2 separate regions of the Homo sapiens genome follow, and region 2 is linked to region 1. Evidence: read pairs that join two places in POLR2A ChIA-PET (ENCODE). Cell type or tissue: PC-9. All regions are shown on one strand.

Region 1 (2,500 bases):
AAAAACCCCTTTGAGGTAGGTACTATTATTGCCTTCCTTTCACAGATGAGGAAATTGAACTTCAGAGAGGTTAAGTAACTTGCCACATGGCTAGTAAGTTGTGGAGCCAGGAACTCAAGGTCTTTGGTTCCAGAATTTGTGTTCTTTCTTTCTTTTCTTTTTGAGACAGAGCCTTGCTCTGTCACCCAGGCTCAAGTGCAGTGGTGCGATCTCGACTCCACCTCCCAGGTTCAAGCGATTCTCTTGCCTCAGCCTCTCGAGTAGCTGGGATTACAGGCTCCCACCACCAAGCCTGGCTAATTTTTGTATTTTTAGTGGAGACGAGGTTTCACCATGTTGGCCAGGCTGGTCTCGAGCTCCTGACCTCAGGTGATCTGCCCGCCTTGGCCTTCCAAAGTGCTGGGATTACAGGTGTAAGCCACCACGCCCAGCCCAGAATTTGTGTTCTTAACCACTATTCTGATTCAATTCTAAACTCTTCTTATACATGGACCCTTTTTTGTTTCCTAGAAATCCCAAGTATTCACCACAACCAGTGATCAGACATAAATAAGAAAAAAAAGCATCTCTTCTCCTTCTCTGCCTCCCCACCATAACTAATGTTGACAGTGCAACAACCTTCCATGCCTTCCTCCTTGCTCTCATACTAATAGAATTTATTAGTCTTTTATTTAAAAAAAATAGGCTGGGCGTGGTGGCTCATGCCTGTAATCCCAGCACTTTGGGAGGCCGAGGCGGGCAGATCACGAGGTCAGTAGATCGAGACCATCCTGGCTAACACGGTGAAACCCCGCCTCTACTAAAAATACAAAAAATTAGCCAGGCGTGGTGGCGGGCACCTGTAGTCCCAGCTACTTGGGAGGCTGAGGCAGGAGAATGGCGTGAACCCGGGAGGTGGAGCTTGCAGTGAGCCAAGATCGCGCCACTGCACTCCAGCCTGGGGGACAGAGCGAGACTCCGTCTCAAAAAAAAAAAAAAAAACAAAAACGGACAATAACAAGTGTTGGCAAGAACATAGAGAAATTGGAACCCTCATACATGGCTGGTGAGAATGTAAAATGGTGTAGCCGATTTGGAAAAATCTGACAGTCCCTCAAAACATGGAGTTACTATTTGACCCAGCAGTTCTATTCCCAGGTATACACCCAACAGAAATGAAAGCCTCAGCGCAGCATTATTCCTAATAGCCAAAAAGCGGAAACAATGCAAATGTCCATCATCAACTATGAATGGAGAAGCAAAATGTGGTCTATCCACACAACAGAATATAACTTAGCAATAAAAAGAAATGGACTGGGCACAGTGGCTCACGCCTGTAATCCGCATGCTTTGGGAAACTGAGGTCAGAGGACTGCTTGAGGCCAGGAGTTAGGGATCAGCCTGGGCAACATAGGGAGACCGCGTCTATACAAAAATGTTTGAGGCCGTAGTGAGCTATTGTCAGAGGTGCTGGAGCAACTCCACCTTGAATAGAGGCTGGCTAAAATAAGGCTAAGACCTGCTGGACTGCATTCCCAGTAAGTTAAGCCATTCTTAATCACAGAATGAGATAGGAGGTATAAGATAGGAGGCATAAGATACAGGTCATAAAGACCTTGCTGATAAAACAGACTGCAGGAAAGAAGCCGGCTAAAACCCACCAAAACCAAGATGGTGATAAAAGTGACCTCTGGTTGTCCTCGCTGCTATGCTCCCGCCAGCACCATGACAGTTTACAAACATCACAGCGACATCAGGAAGTTAACCCTATATGGCCTAAAAATGAGAGGCACGAATAACCCACACCGTTTAGCATCTAATCAAGAAATAAGCATAAAATGGGCAACCAGCAGCCTTCAGGGCTGCTCTGCTTGTGGAATAGTCATTGTTTTACTCCTTTACTTTTTTAATAAATTTGCTTTCACTTTACTCTACAGATTTGCCCTCAATTCTTTGTTCTTTGTTGGCAAAATCCAAGAACGGTAGTGGAAGGTGGAAGGTGGAAGGTGGAAGGTGGAAGAAGGTGGAAGGTGGAAGGTGGAAGGTGGAAGGTCGAAGGTGGAAGGTGGAAGGCGGAAGGTGGAAGGAAGGCAGAAGGTGGAAGGCGGAAGGTGGAAGGTGAAAGGTCAAAGGTGGAAGAAGGTGGAAGGTGGAAGGTGGAAGAAGGTGGAAGGTGGAAGGTGGAAGGCGGAAGGTGGAAGGTGGAAGGAAGATCGAAGGTGGAAGGTGGAAAGTGGAAGGTGGAAGGTGGAAGAAGGTGGAAGGTGGAAGGTGGAAGGCAGAAGGTGGAAAGCGGAAGGCGGAAGGTAGAAGGTGGAATGTGGAAGGTGGAAGGTGGAAGGAAGGTGGAAGGCGGAAGGTGGAAGGCAGAAGGCGGAAGGTGGAAGGTGGAAGAAGGTGGAAGGCGGAAGGTGGAAGGAAGGCAGAAGGCGGAAGGCGGAAGGTGGAAGGTGGAAGGTCAAAGGTGGAAGAAGGTGGAAGGTGGAAGGTGGAAGGCGGAAGGTGGAAGGAAGATCGAAGG
Region 2 (2,500 bases), 510 kb before region 1:
TCAAGCACTTCTCCCACCTCAGCCACCCGAGTAGCTGAGACTACAGGCGAGCATCAGCACACCCAGCTAATTTTTGTATTTTTGGTAGAGGTGGGGTTTCACCATGTTGCCCAGTCTGGTCTCGAACTCCTGGGCCCAACGGATTCGCCTGCCTCAGCCTCCCAAAGTACTGGGATTACAGGCGTGAGCCACCGTGCCCAGCTGATGGTACTTTCTTACAGCAGCCCTATCAAATTTACGTATCTCATCTCCTACATAAGAGAGAAACAAAGAAATCAAACAGGAACTATCTCAACTTTCTCTCTCCACATGTTCATTGACAGCAACAACCATCCTTAACTTCCTCTATTCTGATGGAAGTGGGCTACAGCTAATCCTTCCACAGGGTACTTTAGTCCCCATTCCCTCTGGCTTCTCCAGAGAAACCTTAGTTAATGAACACTTTTCCTCTCTAATGCCTTTTTAACTTCTGTCTATAATACATCTTGTTTCTTAAGCACTCCCAATTTTTTGACACTCTCCTCTCTTGGTTTCTTTATATCATATGCTCTTTTCTTCTAACCCTCCTCCTTCTTTGTTCGTTCCTCCCTTAAATGTTTCTGATCTTCATCCCTATGTTATTCTCACACTACAATATCATCCTTAAGAAATCCTTTCTCCCTGCCTCCACCAGCTTAAAATAACATATGTACAACAAAGACTCCAAATTCACTACTTCTCCAGTACTTTTTTACTTCTCCTTTGAGAATCAAAACTATGTATCCCACTTCTGGACATCTTCACTTATACTCCTCACATGCACCTCAAATACACCATGCCCCCAAACTGAACTCCGTATCAAGGTCTCCCCATTCCAAAACCAAACCTGCTGCTGCAGGGGAAAAAAAAAAAATCAAAAAAAGAACATGGTAGTGGACAACATCTATTCACATGAATAACATCAGCTGCTCAAGCCAGAGCCTGAGAGTCCTCCCAAAATCTTCATACTCCATATACACACATATTATCAAAACAATACAATTCCTGTTGCTTTGATTTCTAGGTACCTCTTAAATTGATCCTCTTCCTCCATTCCCACAATTATTACCTTGGTTTATGCCATCCTATCCTACCTGAATTAAAACAACTTTCTAACCTGACTGCCTGCCTCTAGCCTCAGAGTCCTGTATTAGTCCATTCTCAAGCTCTATGTAGAACTACCCATAAGACTGGGTAATTTATAAAAGAAAGAGGTTTAATTGACTCACAGTTCTGCAGGGCTGGGGAGGCCTCAAGAAGCTTACAATCATGGCAGAAGGGGAAGCAAACACATCCTTCTTCACATGGCGGCAGGAAGAAGTGCCAAGCAAAGGGGGAAGAGCCCCTTACAAAACCATCAGATCTAGGCTGGGCGCGGTGGCTAACGCCTGTAATCCCAACACTTTGGGAGGCCAAGGTCAGTGGATCACTTGAGGTCAGGAGTTCAAGACCAGCCTGGCCAACATGGTGAAACCCTATCTCTACTAAAAATACAAATATTACCCAGACGTGCTCACTTGAACCCAGGAGGCAAAGGTTTCAGTGACCCAAGATTATGCCACTGCACTCAAGCCTGGGTGACAGAGCAAGACTCTGTCTCAAAAAAGAAAAAATAAAATCGATCTCGTGAGCACTCACTATCAGAACAGCATGGGGTAACCGACCCCACGATTCAGCTACCACCAGGTCCCTCCACAACATGTAGGGATTATGGGAACTACAATTCAAGATGAGATTGCTGGGGACACAGCCAAACGGTAACAGTCCCCAGTCAGTGTTTTTCAAACTTAGAATTATGACCCAATAGTAGGTTGTGAAATCAGCTTGATAAGCTGCAACCAAGCTTGTTTTCTTGTTTGTTTTAAATGAAATAAAATCACTACATACCCTGAGCCAGAATCACCCAACACACTCTTCATGAAATCTGAGATGTTTGTTTTTCAAATCCAGTAAGTTCTGAAGTAATTGTAATGCAACAAGAGATAACAGTATTGTTTTCTGCAATGTTTCAGGTGTGCATATGCATGCACATGTGCATACTGGATCACAATATAAAATGTACTTCTTGGCCAGGCACAATAGCCTGTGCCTGTAATCCCAGCACTTTGGGAGACCAAGGAAGTAGGATTGCTTGAGTCCAGGAATTCAAGACCAGCCTGGACAACATAGCAAGATCCTATCTATAGGAGAATAGAGATAGGATCTCTAAAATAAACAGATAAATAGAACAGAAAATAAAATGTATAGCTTATTTTCACAGTGTATCACACTAAAGTAAACATAAGTAATGTTGAGAACTGTGAAGGAACTAGGATTTTATTTAACCCTACTTACAGGTTAATACATTAGCCTATGACCATTTCATGGATACTGACAGAATACATGAGTCTCCTGGGTCAAACACAAAGAACTTTTATTACTCACAGCGCAGCAAGCATGAACATGTTTGCACTGTCTCCCTGTTATCCCCAAGTCCCATAAG

Evidence for each region. ChIA-PET counts read pairs that join two places held together with the same protein. Peaks named below come from ENCODE experiments on the same cell type or tissue, not always from the same donor. Only the 100,000 strongest peaks of a DNase experiment are listed, where the experiment ranks them.
Region 2: POLR2A ChIA-PET joins it to region 1 with 12 read pairs; 2 of 35 experiments call an interaction of 5 or more read pairs at or near these places.

The regions. Positions count from the first base shown.
Region 1 is chr12:512,680-515,179 of GRCh38, reverse strand. All of the region lies in intron 1 of B4GALNT3 (beta-1,4-N-acetyl-galactosaminyltransferase 3), which reads right to left. Among named protein-coding and RNA genes, the nearest start is that of B4GALNT3, 54 kb to the right of the region's middle. In PC-9, no CTCF peak of the experiment used is centred here; a DNase peak (open chromatin) is centred at 1,499.
Region 2 is chr12:1,021,802-1,024,301 of GRCh38, reverse strand. The region is part of intron 1 of ERC1 (ELKS/RAB6-interacting/CAST family member 1); the gene reads right to left. Among named protein-coding and RNA genes, the nearest start is that of ERC1, 32 kb to the right of the region's middle. In PC-9, no CTCF peak of the experiment used is centred here; no DNase peak of the experiment used is centred here.